Regions from separate parts of the Mus musculus genome. Here region 2 is linked to region 1. The links are chromatin loops, found by intact Hi-C in ENCODE. Cell type or tissue: heart. All regions are shown on one strand. Each heading gives the region's core, and the rest is flanking DNA. Links, peaks and the distances in the headings are about the cores only.

Region 1 (15,032 bases), core at 4,965-7,464:
CTCCAACTCTCAGCCTAATGCCTGAACTCAGCGTGTGTGTGTGTCACAGGATGATTCCAGACTTGGTCTGAGGCTGGACTGAGGGAAGATTCCGAAGCCTATTTAGAGAGTTTACGTCGCTGGGGCTGGGAGAACGCTTTATTGCTTACAGATGACTTCTCTTGTATTTTGCTTGTGATCACTTTGGTCCTGACATGTGGTGTGTTGTAATACCTGATATTTCTGTCTTCTGACTCTAGGAAAGGGCTCCCAGGGCAGCAAGGACAATGCCCTCTTGCTGGCACCACACATAGGGCCTAGATCAAGAGATGTTGGTAGAATAAATGAGTATAGTCCTAAGTTACAAGATCATCTTTTTAAAAAAAACCTTCAGAAAATTAGAGCCACTTGGAAAGAGAGGGAACAACGAAGCTTAGAGTGTATAAACTTGGGCTGTCTCCAATCCCCATTATGTATCAGGGAAACTGAGGGTCAGGAAAGCTTGCTATTTGCCCATGTTCATGGTCTATAAGCCCATGGGAGGTAGACAACGAAAACTAGGATTAAACCATTCCTACCTAGTCCTGCTGGCAGCTAGTCTATTAAATATGTATATTTACATACAAATATTTCATAAATATTTACATATATATTTACATAAATACTTTCATATACGATATATATGTAGCTCAGGCTGGCTTCAAACTTGAAATCTTCCTACCTCAGCCTCTTGTGTTCTGGGTACACAGCCCCAGGCACACAGTACTATTCTAGACTCTGGTCTACGGAGTGAGTTCCAGGACAGCCAGGGATACACAGAGAAACTCTGTCTCGAAAAACCAAAAGAAGAAGAAAAAGAAGAAGAAGAAGAAGGAGGAGGAGGAGGAGGAGGAGGAGGAGGAGGAGGAGGAGGAAGAGGAGGAGGAAGAGGAGGAGGAGGAGAAGGAGAAGGAGAAGGAGAAGGAGAAGGAGAAGGAGAAGGAGAAGGAGAAGGAGAAGGAGAAGGAGAAGGAGAAGGAGAAGAAGAAGGTGGTAGTTTGGGCTGTGGAGGCCGAGAGGAGAACAGAGCTCACTTTGTGAGGGTAAGGACTTCAGTTTGAGTCCCAGAATCCATGCTAAAAAGGAGGAAAAAAAAGGTGTGGTGCATGAATTTGTAATCCCAGTCACATGACTGGGACATGGAGACAGGTGGGTCCCTAGGGCTGGCCAGCCAGCCTACTCAGCAAGCTCCAGGGCAAGCAGAGACCCGATCTCAAAAAATAAAAATAAAAGGTGAGTGACACCAGAGGAATGTCCTCTGTCCTCCATGTGTACACACATACACACACACTCACATGCATGCACACACACGCTCACACCCACACGCTCACACACTCATACACACACACTCACATGCACACTCACACTCACATACACTTGCATACTCATACTCACACTCACACACATATACATTCACACATATTCACACACTCACACACACTCATACATGCACACACTCATATACACACTCACATGCACACACGCTCACACAAAGTCACACACACACTTACACACTACCCCCCCCCCCCCCGCAGGCACACACACACACACACAACCCTATGCACATACAAATTCCTGCTAACATTGTTTATGTAGCTTTCTAAGTGTGTATCTATGCCTGTTTATATTTGTAACAAGAACATTCCCAGCTAATGAGCAGCGTTTATGTAAAAATGAGGTCACAGTTTCAAAAGGACCCAGGTTTTGTGTATTTGTAGACCAAATCCCCTTTCCTAGTTCCATCTGCGCTCTGGCTGGTCTCTCCCGCCATCTGCCTGCAGCCCCCCCCCCCCCCCCCCCCCCCCCCCCCCGTTTATCTTTAGAGCTCGGAGCAGCTGCGGCACACATTTGCACTTCGCTCTCCCTTGGAGCCAGAAATAGATCATGGCTTCCGTCTACCTTGGGATGGCTTTCTACTTCGAGGGGGAATGTCCTGAGGCCTCAGTTTGGTTCTTTATTCTGTAGGCTGAAATGGAAAGAAACGGGAATTTAGAAGCTCCGGAGGAGAGAGGCTTGAGTTAGACCAAGTAGGGTTTTGAAGGTGAAGGAGAAGTCTTTCTATTCTGCACAATCCTGGTGGACGCCCTGGGCTATTTGGGAAACAATGATGTATTTGGAGAGATAAAGCAGAAAAGCATTCCCAGCTTCCAAACTGTTACCTCTGTTGCCTGGAACAATTCCAACAATACTTGGGGCAAGCCGTTCCTAGTTTCACGTGACCAGCCCTTTACGGAAGTGAAGCCTGGTTTAAGGCCCCGAGCTTTTCCCATTGGTCACATCAGCTGTTTGGGGTTTAATTTCATGTCTCTTGACAAAGTATTGGATCCTACACACAATGTTTGGTAGTTTTTTGTTTTGTTTTGTTTTTGTTTTTGTTTTTTGAGACGGGGTTTCTCTGTATAGCCCTGGCTGTCCTGGAACTCACTTTGTAGACCAGGCTGGCCTTGAACTCAGAAATCCGCCTGCCTCTGCCTCCCAAGTGCTGGGATTAAAGGTGTGCGCCACCACTGCCTGGCTATTTCGTAATTTTAAAGTTCATAGTTACTTATTTATTTTCTTGACACCAGGTTTTGCCCAGCCTGGGCTGGTCTCAAATCCACTCTACATTTGAGGCTGACCTTGAATTCCTGGCTGATCGAACTCTTCATCCCGACGGCTGGATCTGTAGCTGTCTGCCTCCACACCTGCATCATTTCACATCTCTCCTTAAGTTTATTTTTTTTAAAAAGTTACAGTTTTCGTCACCAATGTCAGTGTTGTCTTCATGTTAGCACGCATATACATTAATGATTACTGCTGTGCAAGAAAGTGACTGGTTTACCTAGTTAATTGTAAGTGATCTAGTTCTGAGCTTGGGCTATAGTAACCTGATTGGTAAGGTGCCTACATGATGCAGGAGGCCCTGGGCTTGATCTCTAGCAGGGCATAGCAGTGTATGATGACACGTGCCTGAAATCCTGGTACTCAGGAGGTAGAGGAAAGGGGATTCAGGCCATCCTCAGTTACATAGTTCAAGGCCAGTGTGTGATAAAGAAAGAAATGAACAAAACCTTAGTTCTTATTATGGTTAAAGGCTTTTCAGAAACATCTATGTTTCTTAGATATGCAATTGCCTATCTTCCTGCCTTTTCTAATATCCTCTGACTTAGCAGTTCTAAGATGAGGAAAAACGATGGCTGTAAACAATGTTATTGCTTTTAACGGAATGCTTATTTTAAAAATAATGATGTTACATATTTGAATTAAGATATCTTTCCTTTTTAATCACATTAAGAGTGTAGTCTCCTGGGGGCTGGAGAGGTTGCTCAGTGGTTAAGAGCACTGGGTCCTCTGACCCGGGTTCAATTCCCAATGCCTACATGGTAGTTCACAACTGTCTGTAACTACATGAAATAAAAATAAGTAGATCATTAAAAAATCATGTAATCTTCCTTTCCTTGTTCATTTGTGATACTTATCAGGAATGCAGAGCTAATTTTATCAGATGCTTTTTTTGGGGGGGCCATCTGTCAGGATGTGTGGTCTCACTTTTCTATCCTACTTACAGAATTAATTACATCAGTAGATTTTTCAAAAAAAAAATATCAAACCGCCCTCGCCTTCCTAGAATACTCGTTGCTTGTTCATGGATCTTTGTCTCTCAATATTCCAGGGATAGGAAGGAGCACATTTGATAGTCAGGACTCTATGGTTGGTCTGTGCTGCTCTGTGTGGGCATTGTTAGCCCCCATGTGAGGGTTTGGTTGATTCATAAAGTAAACAATGAATATTAAAAACTAAGCTGGGGGTGGCGGCGGCTGGGGGAGGGGGCATGGCAGCTGGTGGCGCCTGTGTGTGTGTGTGTGTGTGTGTGTGTGTGTGTGTGTGTCTCACACTTGTAATCCCAACACCTGGAAGGCTGAAGAAGAAGAATCGCCACAAATTCAAGGCCAGCCAAGGCTATAGAACGAGATGGCTGTCAAAACCCAAGAGACCAAGAGACCCGTGAACAAGGAATCCTTCTTCCTCTATATTTAGACTGCTTAAGGCTTCCTACTGTTTGTGGGCATTCTTCACCCCTCTCCTGTTAAGAGCAGTCTTTACTTAGAGTAGTGGTGTGAAGATTGAAAAAAAAAAACCAACAACAACAAAAAAAAAACTGTAGCTGGAGGAAGCAGATATTCTCCAAACCATCCTGAGCCTTTTATGCTCAGCCTTCTCTGCCATCAACCTCCCCGACTACAGCAGAACATTTGTTAACTCGATGGGCCTATGCTGATGCACTGATACCGGTCAAAGTCATGGCTGTGTTAGGGCTCACTCTTGGTGGCACGTGCTACACATTTGAACAAATATATTATGCCACGTGTACACCTTCATAGCGTCTTAAATGCAGATGCCCCACCTTAAGGGTTTCTATGACTGTCTTAGTCAGGGTTTCTATTCCTGCACAAACATCATGACCAAGAAACAAGTTGGGGAGGAAAGGGTTTATTCGGCTTACACTTCCATACTGCTGTTCATCATCAAAGGAAATCAGGACTGGAACTCAAGCAGGTCAGGAAGCAGGAGCTGATGCAGAGGCCATGGAGGGATGTTCTTTACTGGCTTGCCTCTCCTGGCTTGCTCAGCCTGCTCTCTTATAAAACCAAGACTACCAGCCCAGAGATGGTCCCACCCACAAGGGGCCTTTCCCCCTTGATCACTAAATGAGAAAATGCCTTACAGCTGGATCTCATGGAGGCATTTCCTCAACTGAAGCTCCTTTCTCTGTGGTAACTCCAGCTGTGTCAAGTTGACACAAAACTAGCCAGTACAATGACCCACTTTTCTTCCTTCCGTCCCCTAGGACCCGGGCAACACTCATCTTTTGTTCTGTCTTCTCTGGGGTTTCACATTTTCCACAGTATCATAGACTCGGGTCCACATGATGTGGAGTCTTCATATATTGGCTTCTTTTAAATAGCACAAGATGTCTCCTTTGTATCTATCAGCTCATGAGTTGACAGCTCATTTCTTTTTAACCCTGAACAGCAATGCACTCTCTCCTGGCTACGCTTCCCTTGTGTGCTCACTGATGGGAGGCTGACAGCGTGTAAGATGCAGGGCTTGGGGCGGGCACATTTCAGCTCATTTAGGTAAATTGTCGGATTGTTTGCCAGACTGTGTTTAGTTTTTAAATGAAATGGTCATTTTTTTCCCCTATGGTGGTTTGACCTTGTCACTTTTTTAAAATTTTTTTTCCATTTTTTATTAGGTATTTAGCTCATTTACATTTCCAATGCTATACCAAAAGTCCCCCATACTCACCCACCCCCACTCCCCTACCCACCCACTCCCCCTTTTTGGCCCTGGCGTTCCCCTGTACTGGGGCATATAAAGTTTGCAAGTCCAATGGATCTCTCTTTCAAGTGATGGCCTATTAGGCCATCTTTTGATACATATGCAGCTAGAGACAAGAGCTCCGGGGTACTGGTTAGTTCATAATGTTGTTCCATCTATAGGGTTGCAGTTCCCTTTAGTTCCTTGGGTGCTTTCTCTAGTTCCTCCATTGGGGGCCCTGTGGTCCATTCAATAGCTGACTGTGAGCATCCACTTCTGTGTTTGCTAGGCCCCGGCATAGTCTCATAAGAGACAGCTATATCAGGGTCCTTTCAGCAAAATCTTGCTAGTGTATGCAATGGTGTCAGCATTTGGAAGCTGATCATGGGATGGATCTCTGGATATGGCAATCACTAGATGGTCTATCCTTTCGTCACATTTCCAAATTTTGTCTCTGTAACTCCTTCCATGGGTGTTTTGTTTCCTATTCTAAGAAGGGGCAAAGTGTCCACACTTTAGTCTTTGTTGACCTTGTCACTTTAAAACCCATTATTATTGTTGTGGTGCTATTAAGACCTCATTGGTCCTGCCTTTGTGTCCTGGAATGGTATTTTCCCATTTTTAATTCTTTGGCCATATTATTGATAATTTGGAATGATGTGTTAGTTAAGTGTGTGGCTGTTAAATATGGGCTACAAACCAAAGTCAGGATAATAGACATTTTTGATGGGTCAGGATACAAAAGTGATTTTTGACTGCCACCACTAGGTGGTGCCACCAATTAGTGAAAACAATGTGGTTGTTTTTGCTGGTCAACCAAGAAACCACTCACATAGCCTTGTGTGGACAATGTATGAACATGTGGATGTGTTTGTGTGTGTGTGTGTACATGCATGTGCATTCATGCACATACTCGTGGACACAAACATGAGGCTCATGAGTCCCCACAGGGGACATTACTTTAAATGTGTCTGTGTGCATACAAAGACACTCGCTGAGGTGAGGCATCCAGAAAAGCACAGGATTGAAGTGAGATAGGAAGACTTTTCAAGGGCTTGCCCATCAGCTGGTGGTCTGACAGGCCTGACTAAGAAGGCTGCAGAATAAAGACTCAACGGAAGGGGGCTATTCAATGACAGGGCCACAGGATAGCTTTCCTGAGGGTGGCCCTACTTCATCAGAGCCAGTCCCTCTCAGGTCATCAATCTAACAGAACCTGTGTCCAGTCAGGCCATTCAAAATGATCAGGGAAGCAGTCACAGGATTAAAAGTAGGAGGACAGTTTCCCGCAGGGGACTTAAGTAGTTACTTCTGAAGGTCTGGAGATGGCAGCCTGTCACCTCTAAGTTTCCGAAGCTGCTAATACGATGGCCACTTCAAGGTCCTATATTTTATCCAAATGGGGAGAAAATAGGCATCTCATAAAATAAGCGTGTATTGAGTGTAGATGGGTGTCTCTTCATCTCTGGCCCTCAAGCTCGCCCCCCCCCACCCCCTTTGTGCATCATCTTCTACTGTCTCTGGAAGGCCCCACAGCAGGTAGCATCCTTAGCCCTGGACAGCTCTTCTCACCCCAACCAAAAGTCTGGAGATTGCTTGTGGTATACACTAACCCACAAAGGTGAGAGACTCAGACAAGTTGCTTCCCTTCTTTGGCCTCAGTTTCCCTAATGCGGGGTGAGTCCAGGGACCCTTAGGAATGACTGAAAGTCTTCAGATCTGCACATTGCAGGGTAGTCTCCAGGTTGTGTGGGGTGGGCATCTCCTTGGAAAACTCCTGTAAAGTTATCCATTTAATGCTCCCTTCTTCATGCCCCTTTCCTCTCCCTCCTCCCTTCTCCCTCCTCCCCTCTCCACCAGCTCCCATAGGACTTTTTCTTCAATGTGCCTCTAGGGAAGGCAGCTGGCTCCAAAGCCCCAGGAGTCTGCAGGAGGAGTTCTCTATACAAGCCTCATTAAAAGTTCAAGTGACTTCTCCAGAGGGCCAGGAAGCCTCTGGAGACTAGCCTCCCTCGAAACCAGCTTGGCCAAAGGTGATGTACAACCCTTTGAGCTGCTGTGGCAGCTTTTCAGTAAAGATGTCAGAGAAAGCAGCTGTGACTGGGATTAGAGCAGGGGAGTGTCCCTGGAGTTTGCTTCTGCTGTGGGATCTCCAGAGAGGACACGGTGGGCTCGAGGAAGGGCCTTGACCAACTTTACAGAGTGGAGCTACTGCAGAGCTGGAGCCAGTCTGAGGTTTGGGGGCTGAGCACTCTCCAGAAGGAGCTTTGAGGAATGGGTTGAAGGACCCCTGAGGACCCTGGCCACAGAGCTTGGGCTTTGGGGAGCCCAGTCCGCTTGCGTACAACAGAGATGCTGGGGACACCCTGAATCCCAGCCTCATCCTTGGTGACTAGGGGGCCAGAGGATTTAGAACCAGTAACGAGAGAATGGAAGACTGTGCACATTCTGGTCACCAAACAAGTTCCCAGGCAGGTAGGAATGACCCGAGCTTTGTGACAGGGCAGATGATAGGGCAACGGGACTGCCATCCACTGACATTGTTGACCGGGGAGATAAGGGGCTGACCTGTGTGACCTCAAGTGGCTTCCTTTCTGCTTCCTGTTAACCCAAAGTTGACAAGCCTTCTGGCTTCCTATACCCAACAGGAGAAGCATCCCTGGATGATGAACGGCTTGTGGCCCTCATCAGGCTCCACCCATCCCTGACTGACATTCACAGGACTTGGGCTAACTCACTGATCCTCAGCAGCAGAGGATGTTGCAGGCTACAGATAGTCGCGGAGCTAGGGAATCGTGTGCATCCTAAGCCTACACTTTTAATCTCCATACAGTGGTTCCTAGGAGAAAAGCTGAAGCCCAGAGGAGGGCCCTCCTTCTGCCAGGAGGCAGGAATAGATGGAATATTGACCTCATATCCCTGATTCAGGCCCTCCCCTTAAGCAAGCCAGTCCCACAGCTCCTTGGTCTCCACCCACTCTTCCTTCACGGCCTCCCCCTTCCTACTCCAAACAGCCTCTGGCTGTTGAGAAGCCTGTCCAAACAGACCTCTCCCACATTCCCTGGCTGTTCTCCAGTCTGCAGGAGCCGAGACACCCTTGAGTTCAGTGACTGTGAGGGCTGAGCAGAGGCTGCTGAAGGGAGCCACTGAGTGAAGTGCAGAGATCCTCTGGCTTCCAGATGTTAGGCCTTCTGGGGAACACGACCCTTGTGTGCTGGATCACGGGCACAGCACTGGCGTTTTTGATGTTGCTGTGGCTGATGGCCCTCTGCCTTTTCCACAGATCACAGGAGCATGACGTGGAGAGAAACCGAGTCCGACAAGCCCGGCCTCGACTCTTCCATGGCCGGCGCCTGCGTCTCCCAAGACTTGTTCACCATCACCACCATCACCATGTGACCGGGGTGACCAGTGTGGGCGTTCACCACCACCATCACCATTCTCCCCATCGTCTCCACCACCACAAGCACCACCACCGCCACCACCATGCTCATGGAGCCCGCCGCTGAGGCCAATAGATAGCATCTACCTGGCTCTGCCCTCCATCCAGCAGCAACATGAGTGGATCCTGATGCTGCCACGGAAAAGGATGTGCCTCTGGGATGAAGGGGGGTACTGGGACCCTGGTCCTGCTTGGGTTTCATTTGCATATGAGCCCTTCTCCCTATGTGCAACAGAGACCCACCTGGGTGGCCCTCTACACAATGTGGGGCTTGAGCTTCGAGCAGGGCTGGCTGAGTTTCCTACCTTGTGACTGCAACTCCTGGTGACCCTGGAAGTAACAAGGGTATCTGGCAGAACCAGAGCCCAGGTGGAGATGGAGAGTTCTTCTGATTGGGGAGGCCCTGTGATGAGCTTCCAGGGGCAGACTGTGGTACGGGCATTCACTGCTGCTTGGCTGTAAGAAATAAAAGCCACCAGGAAGCTTTTTGTGTGAACTGGTTCTTGACTGTGGCACAGTGGGAGGGAGGGAGTCATGAGGGCCCTGGGAACTCTTCTGGAAGGAGCTGAGCCTGGGGTCTGGAACAGAGAGAAGTAGGTGGTCCCCGCCTAAGCTCTGAGGAAGAATTCAGTGTGGACGGCCCAGAGCTTTGGAGAAGGGACAGTTGAGACCCCTAGCCTGGGTTCTAGCTCTCGGAGCACCCTGCCTGAGTGCTCCTCCTAGCCTGGTCCAGAGCAGGAACCAACCCTGGGTTCAGTGTCTGTTTGGGGACTGAATAGGGATTCTTATGCAGACTCTGAGTCTCCAGCCAGCCTGTCTGCAGATGCACAGTAGCAGCTGATAAGACCAGAGGGAGGGAACAGTTAACTGCTTGGCATGCCGGGTGGCCTCAAGAGAATGTGCCTGGCCTGAGCCTCAGTTTTTCCTTCCTTAAAATGGAATGGATAGTAGAGACTCCTACCACAGTCAACAGGCATGCAAAGGACCCACACACACTATGAATAAAAGGTTGGGTCCATGAAGGGGAAGGAAATATCGTCCCAGCCTGAGCCTGAGAACAGGGAGAAGCAGGGCAGAGAGCAGCAGAGGGAAACGCCAGAAAGTCAGTGACTCACTGGAATAGAATGTCCTCTTTCCTTCTGTTTCCCAGGGGACTGTGCGAGGACTAGGCGAGGGGTGACCAGTGAGGAAGGGAAGAGGCAAATTCACACTGACAGCTGCACTGGGTTTCTGCACTGGGAAAGTGGACCAAAGGTCTGATGGACAGATCTCTCTCTCTCTCTGGAGTCCTTCACACCCATCCCTCTTTCCTCACTGCCGGGCTTAGCCCAGTCCAGCCCTCCACCCTTGTCCCTCTCTAGCTACAGCCACCTGCATTGCTGCAGACCTGCCCACTGCAGCTTCACGGGAATTTTACAGATACACCAAAGATGGGAAAGAGGGAAGAGGTTAGGCAGAAAAGGAAACGGGGCCGGACAAGCTTCCTGCATTCCTGTTGAAAATGCTGGCCTGTTCTCCCCAGCACGCTAGAAGAACAGGCAAAGGAGAAGCAAGATAAAAGGTTGCAACAGTCTCTAGGGCCCAGCTCCCAACCCCACCAGGCGATGTTGGGGATTCAACGAGCTACCCTACAGTACCCTTGTGGAGGATGAGCCCTGATTGTCAGAGCATCTTAGAAGAGGGGCTGTGGTAGAACAGGGCAGTATATTGTTTACTCTCCTGTCCTGTGAGTGGGCTGTTTGCCCATACTGCTACTGAAGTTCTCTTGGACCTTGGAGAAACTGGGAAAGTTTCTGGCTGCATGACCTTGGGCACAGCTCTCTCTCTCATTCTCTCTCTCTCATTCTCTCTCTCTCTCTCTCTCTCTCTCTCTCTCTCTCTTCTGGGGGCCAGGGGGTCCTGGTCAGACAAACGGCAGAATCAGGGAAATCACTCGATTGTATGGTCCCAGGAAGAGCGAGTTGGGGTGGAGACAGGGAACGGCTGTTTTGCCATTGGGTGCCATCCCTGTGACTCACTAGAAGCAGATCTGGTCAGGCATATCTGCTCTGAGACCATCATGTATGTCCCTGTAAAATTGAGGACCTATTACTGCACAGGGCTGTGGGACCAATGTTTATGAGAGAGACAGTGCCTGGCTATGTTCAGTACCCAGAAGTACTATTTCTTCAGGCTGATAATACACTCCTCGCTCAATGTGGGATAGTCTCAAGAGGAACTGGGTGTGAGTGGGCTCGGGCCGGGCTCCCTTCCCTGATACTCTCAAGGGTCAGTTAATGAGTCCGCAAGTGTGTGGGGCGGGTTAAGTGCTGTAGCCGGGAAGGTGGTGGCTGTGGGTCATAGGCCCCCAATCACAATTGGAGGAAGAGATTCAGGAAGTACTCACAGCTGCTCTAGCATCCCCGAGCCAAATTCCAGGCAGCACCAACAAAAACACTGCAGGCTTGGGAGGGAGAAGCATGGCCACCTGGGGTGGTCACCAGACAGGGGGTCACCAGCTCCAGATACAGTCAGGATACATGGCACTATTGGAGTCCAAGGTAAGCCTTCACAGCACCCCATGTGAGTAGTGGGCCCCGGTCGGCAGCAAATGGGGGTGGGGCATATGATGCAAAAGAACCCTGTGATGCAATGAAGGGGTTGGAGGAGGTCCTTCCGAATATACACCACACTTCCCAACCCTGCACAGAAAATGAGGTCAAGTACAGCCGACTCTTACTCTCCTATCTCCCTTCCTGCAAGCCCCTGTGTGCGCTGCCCCGCCCCCCACTCCACCTCCACTTGCTGGTATCTTTCTCCACCCCTGCCTCCCAGCCTAGGTGCACAGCCTGGGAAGGCAGCAGAGAGGCCAATTGCTGACCCTGGGTCCTTCCCAGGGAGGATTCAGACTCTTCCTGGGTCCTGCTAGGCGAGAGGAATTTTGTATAGTCACTAGATTTTTTTTTTTTTAATCAGTAACTCTTGAAGTCCTGAGGCGTTGCTCGTGGGCCTGGCTTCCGTCTTAGCAACATCTCTGCTCCTCCTTCCCTTGCCCCTTCCATGTCGAGGGACTCATTTGCTTACAGCTTTCCTGATAGTGCTTCTTAGCAGCTGCCAGTAGAGCCGACCACAGCTCTTGGAGGTCTGACCTGAGGTTAAAACTAGACCGAAGATCATCTGACTCCAGCAGAAGGATTTGGTGGCCTACGGTGGCACAGTTCAAGGCCTCAGAGCCGAGTCTTAGAAGGAGGCATAGGAGAAGCCGCTTGCTTGTCCTGGCCAACAGCCCCAGCTTCTGTTGGGACACTAAGACTCAGAGACCACCCACCGTGTTCGGTGTGACAAGTGCCACTCAGAAATCATGGAGACCGCGGTGATTGGGATGGTGGCAGTGCTTTTTGTCATCACCATGGCCATTACCTGCATCCTCTGCTACTTCAGCTATGACTCACACACCCAAGACCCAGAGCGCAGCTCCAGACGTAGCTTCACCGTGGCCACGTTTCACCAGGAGGCGTCGCTCTTCACGGGGCCGGCTCTCCAATCCCGGCCACTGCCGCGGCCCCAGAACTTCTGGACTGTTGTGTGAGGTTGGCAATTCCCTCGACATTTATTCTGCTAGTGGGTCAGACCCATCTGCCCCTTCAATAAGCAGTGTCTGGTGTCTCACTCCTCCCAGCTCTCCATCCGTATCCTTCTACGTTTCACAAACTTCTTGCCTCCCTCCATTCTGGCTCGCTCTTCCCTCTCTCCCTGGGGAGCTGAGGTGTCAGGACCAGGTGTGAGTTACCTCTGAGCTGAACGATCAGCTAGGCTCTACTCACAATGGGGCTGAGGAGTCTGAGGAGATGTGGAAGGATGCTGTGTGGTATCCTAATGGTGGGGTAGCTCCAGACAGCTATGGAACCTCACCGGAAGTTAGCACCCTGTCAGCGGGGTGCTGTGACAGAAGTCTATTTGCCACCCAGGGAACCAGAGCCCTCGAGCGGACGATTTGAAGAACTAAGTGTTTGTTAGTATTTTTGGATGCTGCACCGTGCCCAACCCTCAGGCTTGCTCCTGTTGCCTGAAATCAGCCCTGAAATTCTGAAAACAAAGAGCTGTTTTCTGGGAACAAGTGACTTATTTTATAATTGAGGACGTATATCCTTTTATGGATCTTTCCAAATCTGCTCTGGAAAACCACAAAAGGAAGCAGGAGAGAAAAAGAGAGCCACAGAGAGCACAAGGTGTTTCATTAACAGGAAGGCCACCAAGAAGACTTTAAAACACGTTTTGAACAAGACTTGCTTTATTGCTATAGTCCGACAGACTGTGTCTATTCTTAGCAAATGTGAGTGATTTGCGTCACTTAGGAATGATAGAAAAATCGTGAACTGAAAGATAATTCCAAAAAAGTCAAAATGTTGTTACATTTCAGCGCATGTGGAGCTGTTGATTTTAACACAAATAAAGGGACATTTGTTTTTATTAATAGAAAATCTGCTCACGGAATAGATGCTATCTTGTATTTAGAGACTATGATCTGAAGGATGAAAAATTATCTTCGTGGCTTGTATGTCTGAATCTGACCTTGAATGGGTAACTCTCTCAGGACCTGCCTGTTGAGGGGGATGAGACTGAACCAGGGTCCTCTGGGATGTCAGAGTGTCCCCAGACATGTGGCTGCCACAGGAAGGATCCAGAGAGACAGGCTTGGGTCTGGAGAGATTTGGGGGTGGGGTTGGCAGGGAAGAAGTGCAGGAAGGAAGTCAGAGTGCTAGATGGGGGTGGAGTGAATCTGGGGAGGTCGAGGCTCAGGAGCTTCTGGAAACATGTCCTTATCAGTCTGGACACTGAGTCCCTGACTAAGGCTTTTACAGACAGGCCACAGGGAGGGCAGGGAGTCCTGGGGACTCAGTGAAGGACTCACAGCAGGTTCCAGGGAGAGCCAGTGTGGGTCTGAGGCCAGTAGGGATGGGCACCTGAGTGGGGAGAAAGAAGCATTGTCTAGGGGTAGCAGCCAGACCGAGGTAGAGCCCTCACTGCAGCTCCCCCTGAGGGCTGGATCGCCAGGCTTTGTCTCCCCCTCAGGCAGAGCTCTGCTCTGGGGCAGGCTCTGAAGATCTTTCTTGAAAGGAATCTTGCCATCTCCACAGACACTGAACGGAACCTTCTTCCCAGCATCAGCTAGACTGCTTGAAGGTGGGTGAGTCCCCAGAGCACAAGGGTGTGTGTGTGTGTGTGTGTGTGTGTGTGTGTGTGTGTGTGTATGCACGGAATCCTTCCCAAGTTGCTTTTGGTCATGTGTTTTTGTCACACCAATAGATACCCTAAGTATGCCATGATCTATCCATTTACTCACTCACCCACATAACCATGCCTTCCCTTACCCTGTATTCATTCATTCCATTATTCGGTCACTTGTCCTCCATTTGGTGAGCATAGACAGAGCTCTGCTGTGTACCTGCTCCTGCTCAGAGAAGGTGAGAGTCAGTCAGACCTGGTCCCAGCGCTCAGGGAACACCTGACAGAACAGAAGCGACATGCTTTGGGTGTTGGAGTGGGGTGGGGATAGGGAGAGAGCTGGGAGCCCAGGGAGATTTGAGAGGAGGAGGAGGAGGAGGAGGCCCCTGAACTGGAATGGAAGCAGAGAAGAGTCTTCGATGAGACGATCCAAGAAGGTGTTGGTATAGAGAGCCTGTGGAGCAGGGAGAACAGCAGCTTGGCCTGGCCTGGAGGAGATGAGGCTGGACACTGGTCATCTCCCAAGGGAATCATGTTCCCAGGCAGTGGATGCTAAATATAGTACCGAGGCGGCCTTGGTCCAGGGACAAAAGAGCACATGGCTACCTGCTGCTGATGCAGTGGGAAGGTGGGTCTGACTGAGGGCAGGGTATGGGCCCCAGGCCCTCAGGACTGTGGAGGTGGGTCTGAGGGCAGGGAGATGCAGCCTAGAAGAGTAGGACTTCTAAAACGGAAGGTGGTCCTCCCTGGGGCAATCTAGCAAAGGGCTGAGAGGTATAGTTAGAACAGGAGCAGATCTGGGAGAACACAGACTAGAGACTCTGGGGAGTAGAGTCTCTAAAAACATAAGAACGCCAGATAAGCTGGGATTTCAAGTAAGTGATGAGTAATTTCTAGTTTGAATGTATTTCATAAAATAGTTGGAACACACACTAAAACGTTCATTATCTATGTAAGATCAAGTGTTATAGGGCATCTTGTATTTTACCTGGTAGCTCTATGGGGACAGGGGAGTCTGAGAGGCTGGGTAACTGGTTAAAGACAGCAGAGGGTTGTCAGAGGAGCG
Region 2 (15,032 bases), core at 8,338-10,837, 140 kb before region 1:
GGGCTATGTAATGAGTTCCGAGACAACCGGGGCGTCAAAGTGAGAACCTTTCTCAACAAAACAAAGTCAGAATACTCACAATAGTAAAGCTTTCTAACAAGTCTCAGTGTTTCCCTGTTCTTGCCTTGCTCTGTAGCCAACGGGAAAATGATCAGGGCTGTCGGTCACATAGGAGTAGATGTCTGTATTCTCACGGCTAGGACATCTGCCTCAGCCTGCCTACTAATCTTATTCCTTACCCACTCTCATTCAGGATGGGTCACTAAGCGAGTCCCGCCCACCCGTCTTTCCCACTTCCACTCTTCTCCTTAACCAATCATTTCATGCTCAACATTCAGTCTAAACAAGTAATTAGTTATGTCAGCCAAGCTTTTGTTTCCTCCTGTGCGGAATAGGGATAACTTCTGCCCTAGCTACCTCATATAATCATGGAAAGATCAAATAACCTAACAGATAAGAAAGCCATAAAGTGGAATATCTGTGCCAGGTATGACTATTGCTACACAGTGTCTTAGCTCCTAATTAGATACTGCCTTGTTATGCCAGTGTGTTCCTCACATGAGCATGACAAATTTTTAAGTTCCTTGGGTTAAGGAACAATGACCAAGACTAGGTGGATGTTCCCCACAGCTCTAAGTACAGGGCCTGCATCCCATAATACTTGATGGTGAATTTACATATGAATGGATGTACAAACAGTAGACATAGAAAGAGCAATGGAAGACAGAGTGGATCCGGAGTTGAGAAGGGAAATACACTAAAAAGAATAGGACTGGCATGTCCTGGGGTGGGGCAAAAGGCATGGGAGACTAAGGATGGGGTGGGAGCAAGGCTGAAGGCCCTCTGCCAGTTTACAGGAAATAGGACAGCAATGGGAAGCCAGCAAGGATCAGAGACGAATTACAAGATACAAAAATGGGCAGAACAAAGGCCGCTCTGGTAGTAAACATTTATTAAGTGAGCTGACTCTGGCAAAAGGAAGAACAATCAAAATTGAACTCTAAGTTGAAAGTCTAATAACTATCCTGCCAGCACCCCTATGAGGCTACCCCTCAGTTGAACTCTGAAGGGTTCCCTCCTTTAGTTTGGTTGCTGGTCATTCCTGAGATATTCAGTTTTTTTCAATAGTATCAATTCCAGCTTAAAAACGACCGTTCTGAATCACCCCCTCTGCTCTCTCCTCCGTGTAGGACCTTAGCCCATTCCCAAAGCTCTGTGTGGACAAGGTCTAAGGGGCTGAGCAAGAGCTTGAAGCCTCTGTAACTCAGCTCCTACTTAGCAGGCTAAGAGGCCAGGATGAATGCATACCTGTTCTTGACCTTATCCTAACCACATGTGCCTATCTCAGTACGGTGGATCCCATTTTGACACAAAGGATTTGGGGTTAGAATTTGGCTGGAACAATATGATTGTTCTCTCTCTCTCTCTTTTTAAGTTCTATTTATTTAATGTAACATAGTCGCTATCTCCAGACACACCAGAAGAGGACATCAGATCTCATTACAGATGGTTGTGAGCCACCATGTGGTTGCTGAGATTTGAACTCAGGACCTCTGGAAGAGCAGTCAGTGCTCTTAACCACTAAGCCATCTTTCCAGCCCATGATTGTTAATTCCTACTGACAACTTGGCCAGATCTAGAACCACCAAAGAGAGAAGCCTATGGACGTGCCTGTGAGGAATGAATACTTTAGGTTAATGGAAATGGGAAGATGCGCCTTAACTGTGGGTGACTACATTCCATGGGTTGGGGTCCTGGAGTCATGATAGAAAGGAGAAAGAGGGTCGAGTTCTAGCCTTCATTGCTCTCTGCTCCTGGCTGCGATACCGTGTGACTGCCACCATCACTTCTCTGCCATGACAGACAGACGGGTCGTACCTTCAAACAAACTCTTCCTGAAGTTACTTTTGTCTGCTTTGACCACTAGCTTCCTAACTTACTTGGAGGGACGACTCTCTGAGATGGGCCACCCGCAGGAGCCAAATGTCCAGGCAGTGCCAGGCCCTCTTCACTGCCTAGGGCTAGGCTTAGGTAAGTGGCCTCCCCACCACAGCTCCACGGCACCGACCGCGGCAGAGAAGGGACCCTTACTTTAGAAGCTTTGGGGGCTGAGTTTGGTGACTTTTATGCTTCCCTCCCCAGTGCTGTGTTTATATGTGAAGTGACTCAGAATGATGCTCTCTGTCTGTCTGTCTGCCTGTTCCTGTTCATCGGAATGCTCCTTCATCACTAGTCCTTGAACTCAGTGGGGAATCCAGAAGCTTCTGTAGAACCTGCCCTGCAGTGTTTGTAACCTCTGGGATATGAGGAAACGCTGGAAGACCAGCAAAGCACTGCTGGCTAAAGTCATCTGAAGAGGTCTGGGGAGGCATCTCCGTGGTAGAAGGCATGCTCTCTACTTCCGGGCTTCATCCCTAGCTCTCCCCACTTGTTACCGGAGGATGCTTTCACTGTGATGTTCAAGTATGCCCTGAACTCTTAGGCTCAAATTATCCTCCTGTCTCAGCCTCCCAAGTAGGTGGCACTCTAGGACTCTGCCCAATCCCAACTTCGCTTTTATTTTTGGTATGGAAGCCATCTGTCACAGAACAGAGTGAACTTCTCACCCTCTCTTTAGGGTTGACAACAGCCAAGATCAACTATTCCAGGAATCAGAGCTTGAGGATAGAGACATAAGAATTCTGGGACTGAAGAAGCATGCGCTTAAATAAGGTACACAGAAGGTGTCAGCTGCCAGGGTAATGCAGCCTAAAGAACCTCCTCTTCCAAAAAATAAAACACTGTATCAAGCACAGCAGAGACTGGCGTTCTCCTACCGTGTTACAAATTATAGCTAATCTCAAAGGGACGCCTGGGAAAGAGGAAGTGCATGGTGGGGGTGGGGGTGGGGGGAAGGGGGACCAGCAGTTAAATAGGAAAGACTGACTTCAGGACTAAATGCTCCGAGAAGACAAGATGCTAGGAAAAGAGGGATGAAGGAAAAACAAAATGTTCTTCAGTTCCACCCTCAAAAACTGCAGGGCTAAAGAATGCAGGGGATATGGTATACCTGGCTGGAATAGAACTAGGAGCCCAGCAGCTTGCCCACCTTTCCAACCTAGGCAGGGAGCCTGAATGGGATCATAGGAACCACGGCGTTCTAGGCAACGGAATCCACTCACCTCAAGCCCATACCGAGGTGCTTTACCAAATTACTGAGAGAGATGTTGTTAGCTTGAAAAGGTCTCCTCTTCTCTGCAAACTCGTGAGCCAAGCAGATCCGCCAGCCAAAAGGAGGCACCTGGTAGCCCCTAGCTTTACCCTCGTAGGAGGCCATCAGCTGCCCAGAGTCCTCTGAATTGCAGTAGCTTGGTTCATCCTGGGGTCCACTATCCTCGGGGCTCCCGCAGTCTGTAACCCGCACAGCCTCAGTGCCGCCAGTATCTTCACAATAAACTTGGGAATCTCTTTCGGCACAGCCGACCTGCTCTGAGGCCGGGACGCAGGTTACCATGTTCACTGGATCCTGGGTCCTCACGACCCCGGTGGCCTCGGTTCCCTCTGACAGGTTTCTGACGTTTCAAAACGCTGATGCCAGTTGCAGTTAGGTGCAGTCCGGGAGGGCCCGATGCTGGGGAAAGCCGTGGGACGTTGGTATCTGGGTAAAGTCAGAGAGCTCCTGCTGCTGCAGCAGCGGCTACAGCAACAAAGTCGCCACGGCCTCTCCCTGGGTCGCGTCTCTAGATCCTAGGCGGGAAGGGTTGGGCCTTGTTGTCATTGGGCCGCGGTGATTAGCACGCCCGGCCGAGGGCCGACCAGCTCCACGGACGGGGGCGGTGCCGCGGTACCTGCCCGCAAAGCACCGCCTCTGGGACCCGCCCAGGAGCTCCCGGCGACCTTCGGCCCCGCCCCGGGCTGCGGCTCCAGCGGCTCCAGGGCTGGGTACCGGGTCCCTGCAGCCAGGATCCCCCGCGCCCACGCTCAGGTGCCACCGCTGGGAAGGTGACCCGCAGACCCGGGACCACCGGATCCCTTTCCGGCCGGAAGCACCCCGCAAGTCGGACCGGAAGGGGCGCCTCAACCCTGAAATGTGACAAAGGAAGTCCCGCCTCTGCCGCGCGACAGACTCCGCGGATGCCACCGAGCTCCGAGCCGGTCTCGCAGGGGCGGGTAGGTGAGGACCTCCATGCGTAAGAATCTGAGTTTGGAGACGCGCGGCGATGTCCTGGGCTAGGACGTGGAGCCTCGAGGGAAGCGGGGACAGAGGCAGGCCTGGGAGGCGGCGCAAGGGGCCTAACCCTGGGCGCAAGGAGGTCTGGAGCTAAAGCGACGCCCTCCCGCAGGCAGTTCGGAGTCAGTTTCCGCCACCCCACCAGCTCCTTAAACCCCAGTGCTTCCCACCCTCACTGAAACTTGAAAAAAAAAAAAAAAACAACCCACTTCTTGCCCCCCTCGGACTCAGGTCTAGACTTAAGCCTAGGTCTTAAACACTCCTTCCTTCATTTCCCCGTACTGACTTCTGGCACTCTGTTTCCTTCTAGATTTGGTTCCGGAGCTGCCATGATCGAAGTGGTAGCTGAGCTGAGCAGAGGTCCTGTGTTTCTGGCGGGGGAGGCTCTGGAATGTGTGGTGACTGTCACTAATCCCCTTCCCCCGACCGCCACTTCTGCATCCAGGTGGGGATGCTGGTATTGGAGGTGGTGGCCCTTCCGGGAGGAAGCCTGGTATCGCTCGTTCTAATTAGAGCTTTGGTTGTTCAGTAACTACACTAGCATCAATCACCACCTTCTTGCTCATTGTAATGAAGGGCTTTTAAACAAATATGTGGATGGCAGGACCCCTTACTCTCCTTTGCTCCTCCTCCCGGTATCACTCCTTTTTGAGTTCAATGTACTTGATGTTGTTGTGTAATGGTTTTATTTCAGGGGTTCTGGATTCCCTGGTCACTAAGATAGTCATCTAACCTTGGTGATCTTGGTCAGACAGTTTTCTAGAGAAAGTATTGGTGAAGTCAAGAACTAGGTTCCCATACCTTCGTTTCCCTTTTCCACAGTGAGGCTCTGGCCTGGGCCAGTGCCCAGATCCACTGCCAGTTCCATGCCAGCGAGAGTCGAGTAGCACTGCCACCCCCTGACTCTAGTCAGCCGGACGTCCAGCCTGACAGCCAGACTGTCTTTCTGCCACACCGAGGTTAGAGAGAGAGAGAGAGAGAGAGAGAGAGAGTGTGTGTTTGTCATGGAGGGAGGGGAAGTTATTGTCACCCCAGGGTAAAGTTAAGTTGTTCTTGTATGACATGGTCACCAACACATCAGTGGTGGAAGGGAAGGTAGCTTGATTTGGGACTATAAGACTTACCTTATTACAACAGAAAGAATTGGCGGCTTCCCCTGCCTCCACTTGCTGTGTGACCCTGGTTGGCAATGGACAATGGAGTCCATTGAAGTCTTTTTGACTTTTCATAGGTGAGAGGGGCCAGTGTATCCTTTCTACTCCACCCAAAATTCTGTTTTGTGACCTGAGGCTAGACCCTGGAGAGTCCAAATCATGTGAGTGATTGTCTCCCAACCCCAGATTGCTTTCTAAGTCTCCTGGAGGGAGGACTCTGGCTGCTTCTAGCTGCCCTGTCTACTGTTTCCCAACCAGATTCCTACAGTGAAGTGCTGCCCACGGAGGGCCCGCCTTCCTTTCGGGGTCAGTCAGTCAAATATGTCTACAAATTGACCATTGGCTGCCAGCGCGTGAACTCACCCATCACCTTACTCCGGGTTCCTCTGAGAGTTCTCGTGCTGACTGGTAAGTTAGGTTCCTGAAGGGATGCGGTGGGGGTAGAGGCTTACTAAGCATATGTGGGAGGACCTTCGGAGACTCCTGGTTTTAGGGACCATGCTGAGGACGAGGGATGGAGAGGAAGCTAGGATGTAGAGCTCAGATGTAGCTCCCCTTCAGCCTTCTCAGGTTGGAGTCTAAAACCAGTTAGTTGTCTGTTCACATCTCACTCCTCCCAGCACTGTCTCTGCTTTTTCATGCCAGGTCTTCAAGATGTCCACTTCCCCCAGGATGAGGCTGTGGCGCCATCCAGTCCATTCTTAGAGGAGGATGACAGTGGGAAGAAGGACTCATGGCTGGCTGAGCTAGCTGGGGAGCGTCTCATGGCTGCCACATCCTGCCGCAGCCTCCGTAAGAATCCTTTCAGAATTGCCCTGTACTCCTGTCTGAGAGGCTGACCACATCTCTTCAGGGGTCCACTAATATTTTGCCCCCATTACAAAGAAAAGCCTCCTTTTGGCCTCTGGGACTCAGTCCTTCGTATTCCCCAGTATAAACTGTAGACTTTTGGTATCTCATTCTCCTCAGATCTGTACAATATCAGCGATGGCCGAGGGAAAGTCGGGACGTTCGGTATCTTCAAATCTGTGTACAGACTTGGCGAAGACGTGGTGGGAACCTTAAATTTAGGGGAAGGAACCGTAGCTTGTCTGCAGGTGAGGAAAGAGCAGCTTTCATTGTGCTCCACCCGATGGGCAAGGGTGACAAGGGGGCCTTTGTCAAGAGGGGTGCTTTGTAGAAATGGAAAGTGAGGATCAGGGCTGCCTCTAACCTACAGTCCACATCTCCAAATGCCCGCGAGTGTACATTTCTCTTGTTGCTCCCAGTTTTCAGTAAGCTTGCAGACTGAAGAACGGGTACAGCCCGAATACCAGCGACGCCGCGGGACCGGAGTTGCCCCTTCAGTGTCCCATGTGACTCATGCCCGGCACCAGGAGTCCTGCCTACATACAACCAGAACCAGCTTCTCTCTCCCCATCCCTCTTTGCTCTACCCCTGGCTTCTGCACTGCCATTGGTGAGAACCGGAGCACTACTGGAGAAGGGAGTGGGGGTAGGGAATGCTGGTCTTGGGTAGGGTGGAGTGGGCCGTGACCCCTCAAGCACCCCCAGACATACCCACATCTAGCCCAGCCCTCTGCGTTTTCTCACCTCTCCACTCCACTTCTGTTTCTTAGGTGTACTGACCCCTAAATACTGTTCCTACCCCTGGGATGCACTGATCTCTAGCTTCCTCAGCACACTCACTTCAGGCTACAAAGTCTCGGCTATCCCAATCCCAGGTTACTAGGTAGTTAAATTGGTATCCTTAATAGCATCTCTGGTTAACACATTAACACCGGGTTTCTTAAAAACAGTATTTGATCAAAGCTCTCTGACCTGTGCCTTCTCTTCTTTATGGACACAATCTGTTTCTGTTTTTCTAAAAATTATTTTGTTGCTTGTTTTTAAGACAGGATCTCTCACTGTGTGTGTAGCTCTGCCTGGCCTGGAGTTCCTATGTGAACCAGGCTGGATTCAAACTCACAGAGATCTACCTGCTCTGCCTCCTTTTCCCGAGTGCCGGTCAGAGAATTTTCAATGCATATAATTACTTTATTTCATGTGAGTCAGGGCGCCTGCATCGCCATGTGTGTTTAGGTCGGAGAACAGCTTTCTGGAGTTGGTTCTTTCTACCACAGGGTTCCTGACTCAGGTCACCTGGCTTGGTGGCAAGTCCCTTTAACCCGCTGAGTCACCATGGTGACTCTGAGGTTTGTGTTTTGTAGTTTGCTAACCACTCTGTCACTGGCTTTTACTGCCTTGCAGCTGTTTGTCCTTTGTCTGGTTTTTGATAGTAGGGATATATTTGATATGTAGCCCCCCCAGCTGGCATCAAACTGACCTTGAACTTGTGGTCCTGCCTTCACCTAGTCCTGGGATAGGTGTGTGCCGCCAAACCTGGCCTTTTCTTGCTTGTAGTGCAGTGGTTCTCAACCTTCCTAATGCTATGACCCTTTATTTAATACAGTTCCTCATATTGTGCTGACCCTCAACCACAAAATTATTTTTGTTTATACTTCATAACTGTAACTTTGCTACTGTCATGAATCATAATGTAAGTATCTGTGTTTTCCGATGTCATTTGACTCCCGGGGGTCATGACCCACAGGTTGAGATGGACAGTTTTAGAGCATCTACCTCTTGTCTCTTTCTTTTAGTGTCCTTGAAGTGGCGATTACATTTTGAATTTGTAACATCCCGAGAACCAGGATTGGTACTTCTGCCGCCATTGGAGCAGCCTGAGCCTGCGACCTGGACAGGGCCTGAACAGGTGCCTGTAGACACCTTCAGCTGGGACCTCCCCATCAAAGTGCTTCCTACAAGCCCCACCCTGGTCTCATATGCTGCCCCAGGCCCTAGCACCAGCAGTATAACTATCTGAAACTGGCTCACATGCCCACCATGGCAACTAGTTTTTCCAAGAAACTGAGAGCTCAACCCCTGGACTCCAGTGGGGGCCCGCTTTCCCCACCTGGGCCCCCGTAGCACAGGCAGTGAGAAACGGGCTTTCAGCTGTAGCATTAATTTATTTCTTTGGAGGAAGTTGGCAGCTGCTAGTGGTTTCCCTGAAAGTGGCAGCAGCAGTGAGCAATCAGCAGATGGGCAAGCCTTTAGCTGGAGTGGGGGGCAGAAGCCCCAGGAGCAGGGGTGTTAGCCGAGCCCCATTCTAAGTCGGGCCCTCCCCCTTTGCAGGGCAGCCGAGGGTCAGCTTTCTGCACCAGGGAAAATTGACAGGTTCCTGCCTCCTGTAGCACTTCACACTCAGCAGGGAAGTCAATAGGATGCTGAGCCCTGGAGAACCAAAGGTTGGGAGTCAGGACAGTAAAAAGCCTCCTTTAGGGCCTGCGCTTCCCACTCAGCCATCCTCCCACGCCCTCTTGGTGTCCCATCGCCCCACCTAAGCTCTCTTACTCCCACACAAGGACTTTTTATTGTTCCCAGCAGGAATACTTCCTGCAGATCTACCTCGACTTCCCCTCTCTTGGTGCCTTCACATCTGCAGTCTCGGGAGGCCCTTCTGTTTACTCGTGCCTCACAGAAATCTAGGGACTCCCTGGCCATCCCTTAGGCACACCAGAGGCATTCCCTCTGACCACTCCTGGCTACTCACGTGTCACAGCAGCCCACACCAACAGGATGCAGACAGGTACAATGGAAACAGTCCTTGCGGAGCCAAGATTCACCCAGAGTGAAGTATTTACCCTCGTAGTGGCAGGGAGCTAGGGGAGGATGAGAATCACTGTGTTAGCAGATGAGAATTGGAAGCATTGGCAGCAGCCTCTCCTGGTCTGGGGTGGGAGAGGATCCATGCATACTACCCCTCCATATAGCCTTCCCATTCACAGGTTGAAGGAATGGCTGTTCTAACACAGGGTTGGGCATCTCTACACCTTCATCCCTGCCCTCATCTTTCCCTTAAGCATCAGTCCATCTTACCTTGAGCTTGGAAGTAACACTTGCTGCTAACTCCCGGGTGCTGTAGGAACAGAGACACCACCAAGCAGATGGTCCTCCAGCCTCCGAGGATCCCCTTGGCTTGGCCAGCCCAGAGCATCCTTAGGGCCATTCCTGCTGCTCAGCGCTCTCAGACCCTTCCTGGCTTCGGCTCAGACTCCTCTGGTCTTCTTACCCCCTTGCTCTTCTTGCCTTGCTCCTTGACTCCTGAGTTTCTCTCTCCTTGGGCTCCCGTCTCATACCATGGCTGGGAATGTTTATAAAGTGAGGACCCTGGCCCCCTGCTGAGGAGAGCTGGACAGGCTGGAACTCTGTTTCCTGAGGTGAGGGCATGAAAACAAGAGGTCCAGCTTTTAACAAGCTGTGAGAGCGGATTCCTGCCCCCACACAGCCAGGAGGAGGGAGGTGGCCGTGGAAGGGGCGCTGGACTGGGCACTTCCACAGCCAGGAGGGGGAGGGTTGAAGGCCCCAGGTGGTCCCCAGATCTCCTTGACCTGCAGAGAGGAAGCATTCCATCAACCCTCCCTCCACCACCAGCAGGGGTGTGTGTGCTGGGATCCCTGCCTGGACCGGAGGGAGGCATTTCCTGGGGATGGCTAATCCTGTGCCCCAGCCAAACCAAGGCGCTGCACAAGGGTGCAACTGCCAAAGTCTCCAGGAGAGCAGGCCGGCATCTGGAATGGAGACTGTGTTTCCTTCAGATGCCAGGGCAGGGTGTCCCTGAGACATCGGAAAGATGGCAGCCCTCAGCATTGTGAGGTGAGGGGTTCATCCAAAAGCACCCCAAAGATAAACTTCGCATCTCACCCCAAGTGGACAGCAGATGCAAGCTTGTCCTGTTCCTGGCCATGCTTCTGCCCTGTCCCCCCTTAAGGAGAAGCATCTCCAAATACCCAACAGAAGTCACCCCACTTTCACAGAGATGCCCCCTCTTTCCTCATGATGGGGCAAAGCCTTCCAAGGTCTGCATTTCTGCTGACTCTGGAGGAGTGCTGGGGTTCACATGGTGACTGCTCACTGGCTGGCTGACCTTGCACAGGTCACTTCACCTGCCACCCTGCTCCTTGTCTGTCTATTGAGAGTAGAAATGCCAGCTCATGGGCGACAGCTCATGGGCTGTTCTTAGCGCCACCTTTGGCCCATGGCCCTCAGAAAATCGCCACTGCTTGAGGCTAAAGCACAAAGACAGAAATGATGTCCTCTCTGGACAACAGCAAGTAGCCGTGCCCAGCTGAAGGCTTCTGCTGTGGACTCTCCAGACCAACTTCTGTCTTTCACATGTATGCTCCAAGGTATCCCTGCTGCCTCCTAAGACCTGTGCTGTCCTGGGAGCATCTAGGTTGAAGGGTGATGTTGATCAAGCTGCTTTTCCCACTTCCATACCTTGGGAAGCGGGATCGGGATCATGCTTTATCTTCCCACCCCCCACCCCCCACCCCCACCCCCCCCACCCCCGCTAGCGTTAGGACTCTGCTTTCTCTTACTTGGATTCTGACTTTTCCTTCATCCCCTCATGTGGACTTCAAGGCGCCTTTGTGACCCTGGTCAAACTGGACTTCTTTTGTTCTCCTGCCCTTGCGGAGGCCCCGAGGTCCAGTGCTTCCCTTCCTGCTCCTAGGACATTTGTTGTGGTTTGCGCTCAGGCTTGCAGTCCCCTTCATCCCTCGCTTTGCTCCCCGTCACATACCACGGACAGACACAGCTCACACCTGGTGTGCACGCACACACACACCTCCCGCCTGTCACCTCTTCCTTCAGCAGCTACTGTCAGTACACCTCCAACTCCTTAGCTGCCTTCAGATACCTTTTGCCTTGGCCGGGGATGTAGTTCAGTGACAGTGTTGACTTATTATTTCAGTGTCCCAGGTCTCACCCCAAACACCCCCCTCCAAAACTGAGTGGGAGAAAACAGGATTTCTTTTCAGATGGATATCTAGATAAAAGCAAAGGAGAACTTAGCAGGGGCCCCCAGGTAGGCTCTGTAGGGGCGAGGAGGGGAGAGCTTGACCTTCACTCCTTGCTGTCTTGGCTGCGGAAGGGGTCAGACAGGATCAAGCTTAGAAGTCTGCTTAGTAGTCAGCTCTTACCACTACCTTTGGGGGATCAACCTGAAGGCTGAGCATAGAGCGTTTTCTGCAGTAGCTAGAGACAATGCAAGTGAGGCTAGAGGTCCCGGAGGTAGAGGAGGTGCTGGAAATGAGACTGGGCGGACATTACTGAGCCACACCAAACTGCGAAGTGAGAACCAGTCTCCTGAAGCGCAGGTGAAGGCCTGTGGCTGTGGCGACTTCTGGAAGGAGGCAAAGGCTGAGCAGAATTCCTTTCTGAGGTTATAGGGCAGTGGGGACCTGGCTGGTGGCCTGGGCAGTGATGTGTGCAGGGGCATCAGTGGTTAGAGCCCAGCCCACTGAGTCCCAGGGGGGTAGCCTTTGGGGCAAGGGGCAGGACAGGTTCAGGGTCAGGGTTGGCACAGGCCACCTATGCAGGGACAAGGAAAACATCCGCCGGAGCTGGGCCAGGCTGTGTTCCAGCAGCGCAGGCAGGTGCGCAGGGGAGGAAGTGAGCTTATTCCGGGACTGAGTCACCCCAACCCTTGCTTTACCCAAATGGGACAGAGCGTTTGGAGATGATGGCTCAGGGAGATGGGGGACTGGAGCCTGGGGAGGGGAAGGTCCTGAACAAACCCAAAGGAGTCCTGGAAGGGGCTGCTTTCTGCCCAGCAAAGCCCCTAAATTCATAGCTTGTGGCTGAACAGACACAGCGAGGCAGGTTGGAGCTGGGAAACTCGAGGGGAAGGGCAGAGGAAAGGCCCTACTGAGTCTTCCTAGAATGGAGCATCCCAGAAAGCAAAGGCAGGAGGAGGTGAGGCCCAAGCTGCTAAGGCACCATCCATGCAAGTCATAAGGTGTGCTAGGCCAGCTAGGGCTGTCCATGGCCTATGGAAAGGAAGGGGCTCCAGGGAGCATCAAGGGTTAAAGTATTTGGATCGTGGCAGTAGCTCCTGGCTCTAAAGAGGCTTTCTGTACTGGAGTAGTTGTTTGGAATTCTCAGGTAAACTGGAACCACGTTGGCCTGTGACCATAAAGATAGTGGATGGTGTAAGAAGAAGGTTCCCTGTGTCTTCTATGGAACCCAGCCTGCCATCCAGTACCCCACTCTCAGGTCCCCAAAGGAAGGCTGATAGGGCTGTTTCCATATAACCATCCCAACACTGAGAAACAGGAGGGTTCCCCTAGTGTGGTGACCAGCTTGGGCTACAGAGTGAGACCCTATTTTAAAAACAATTTGCTCTTACTGAATCTTAAAATCTTGAATAAAGATTGAAAATCAATGTTAAGTGTCTAATTTAAAACCCAAACTTAGGTCGCTAAGATTAGTTTTATGGGGGCTGGGAAGATGACAGGGTTTAAGAGCACTTGACTCCCAGCAGTACCCCTGGAACAACACGTGGTTTTCCCTAACCATCCATCCAGTACCAGGGCATCCGACACCCTTTTCTGATGTGGGACACCCAGCACACACATGGTGTACATAGACACACGGATGTAAACACTTAGACACATGAGTACACCTTAAGACATTTTAAAAGATTGGTCATGTGACCAAACACAGTGGCTCACGCCTGCAATCTCAGCACGTGGCATGGCAGGCTGAGGTGGGAAGCTCACCTGGAACCAATCAGAGCGAGGGAGAGAGCTGGCTCTGCTGAGCTGAGCATTTCCCTAGGGTGATTTGAGCTCCTGGGCTTTGGACTGCACTGGTGTCGGTCTTGGTTCTTATCAGCAGGACATTTCTGCTTCCCTTTCCTTTAGATAATTGTCTTTATTTTTAACCTTAACTTTTGCTCCACAAGCCTTTAGCCTGTCCCGTGAGTATCCTGACCTAAGTAAGGGATGGGGTGTTGGATTCCCGTGTGCAAAGGCAAGCAGGCCAGAATCTTGGTGTATCTGCTGGCTTACCGTCTAACTCGGGCTGGGACGGAACCAGGTATTTCTGTTTGCTCAGTGGTTGATAAGAGAGGAAGATGAGCTGACTAACTCAGATAGTACTTCTACAACATGGCCGCCCGCTCTGGTTTCTAAAGTGGGATTTGTTTGTATTATCTCAGAAACTGACCCGAATTCTATCTCGAGCCTTATAATTTGTGCTCTCTCACACCAAAGGCAATTGCAAGGGTTAGGATCTTTCTGGCTTAGTTTAAAGAGCTTTAAATTCTGCCGTTGTCTTTGGTTCCAAACAAGAAAATCTGGGTCAGTTAATGAAAAAAAAGGCAAATGGCCCGCTTTGGGCCCTGCGGCTTTGTTCGCGGTGTACCAGGCCCCGGCCCTGCCTCCTTCCCCATGGCCTTGCTTTTATTTCTTCTTTGCTCTGCTGGACATCTTGAGAGGAAAACTCCACACCAACTTCCTCTGCTATAAATTTTCTCCTTCCTCATCTCTTCACTTCTTTTTGCCAACATACACCACTACTTACTAACCCCCTCCTTTTTCTTAAAGCCCACGGCCCTCTTTGGCTCTCCTCCATACTTAACACCCTCCTTGAAATGCTCTGTTTTTCTTTGATGTGTCCTTTGGTCTCTAAAAGGCTGCCCTTGGGTTATTTATTCTGCATGCTCCATTTCTGCCTTCCTTCCTCTCCGTTCGCCCTTTTTCTTTTTCATTCTCGAGCATTTCTAAACTGCTTTTTACCACAGCCTTTACCGTCTACTTGTGATTAAAATTCCTTCTCCAGATACCATAAAAGATGTTTGTGTTTCTTTTTTATTATTATTATTATTATTTTTAAAAGCTCTTAGTGGCTGGAGATACAGTTCAGTTGATAACATGCTTGCCTGACATGCACAAGGCTCCTCCAGTATCATCCGGACTTGGTGGTGCGTGCTTGTAATCCAGCCCTTGGGAGGTGGAAGCAGGATGCTCAGATAGGTTTTAAATTCATCTTCATCTCCCTAGAGCTGCTTAGATGAGTAAAACCTTGTTTCAAAAGAAAAAAAAAAGACATTTTTAGAGTCATATTTCCTCTAAACTGTCCTGTCAATGCTGTGTGTCCAGAATTCCAGAAGAGCTCATGAGTGATAGTTAAAAGATTGGCCTTTGTGGTCAGCACTGTGTAGAGAATCCATAATTTTGGTGTTGGATCCTAAATTCCATCCTATATGTGCATGAATGATGTTATATTCACATATACAACAGCCCAAACACAAATATATAAAAATATGTGTATTTAATGTATCACATTAGAGTCCAAGCAAAATATGTTTTGGGGATGGGAGATGACATTGGCTAAATTTATAGCTACAAGTTTAGCAGCGAACCTCTTGGTCTTCTCTTAAGCCCAGAGAATAGTGAAAGGAGAGTCATTCTTTCCTGTGAACTTTCCTGAGGAGGCTGAGTTTCAGGGGGAAGATGGCTGCTGAGGCAGTGGTGAAGGACGCATCCTGGAGGTGGGCGCTGACTGGTAAGGATGGATAATCGCTATCTCCAAACAGCCCGCTATTCTGACAGACTGTGAAAGGTCCTCTTGTAGCCCTGGTTGCAACTGTGATCTGTCTGTTCAGACTCACTGAAGTTGGGTGTAGTGTGGTCTAAGACAGGATGGCTACAAGTCTGAGGCTAGCCCAAACTGTAGAGTAGTTCCTGTCTCCAAATAGAAGTTCTCATGGAAGTTTCCCTCCTGTCTCTGCACCACTGGAGCCCTTCTTACCAGACTTTATGTTATTTTGCTTATAAG

The links. Hi-C counts contacts between places; a loop is a spot of excess contacts. Peaks named below come from ENCODE experiments on the same cell type or tissue, not always from the same donor. Only the 100,000 strongest peaks of a DNase experiment are listed, where the experiment ranks them.
Region 2: a loop joins it to region 1, with 2.7 times the contacts of the local background. A loop is called at or near these places in 2 of 42 quality-filtered maps.

The regions. Positions count from the first base shown.
Region 1 is chr4:43,718,864-43,733,895 of GRCm38, forward strand. It overlaps Hrct1 (histidine rich carboxyl terminus 1), which reads left to right and starts at 8,335. Exons shown (of 1, transcript NM_027511.1): 1 at 8,335-9,247. The coding sequence starts at 8,499. The coding sequence ends at 8,828. It overlaps Spaar (small regulatory polypeptide of amino acid response), which reads left to right and starts at 11,171. Exons shown (of 2, transcript NM_001348108.1): 1 at 11,171-11,301; 2 at 11,717-15,032. The coding sequence starts at 12,102. The coding sequence ends at 12,329. In heart, for the core only: a CTCF peak has its summit at 6,085 (motif pointing right); DNase peaks (open chromatin) are centred at 6,136 and 7,310; H3K27ac peaks cover 87 bases.
Region 2 is chr4:43,574,855-43,589,886 of GRCm38, forward strand. Rgp1 (RAB6A GEF compex partner 1) reads left to right here and starts at 3,881. Exons shown (of 9, transcript NM_172866.3): 1 at 3,881-4,149; 2 at 4,521-4,655; 3 at 5,033-5,169; 4 at 5,442-5,525; 5 at 5,623-5,772; 6 at 6,010-6,156; 7 at 6,334-6,461; 8 at 6,633-6,822; 9 at 8,006-12,633. The coding sequence starts at 4,540. The coding sequence ends at 8,229. Msmp (microseminoprotein, prostate associated) reads right to left here and starts at 9,640. Exons shown (of 3, transcript NM_001099314.1): 1 at 9,285-9,640; 2 at 8,959-9,067; 3 at 8,362-8,639. The coding sequence starts at 9,414. The coding sequence ends at 8,459. Gba2 (glucosidase beta 2) reads right to left here and starts at 4,010. Exons shown (of 17, transcript NM_172692.3): 1 at 3,162-4,010. The coding sequence starts at 3,493. In heart, for the core only: a CTCF peak has its summit at 9,857; DNase peaks (open chromatin) are centred at 8,767 and 9,947.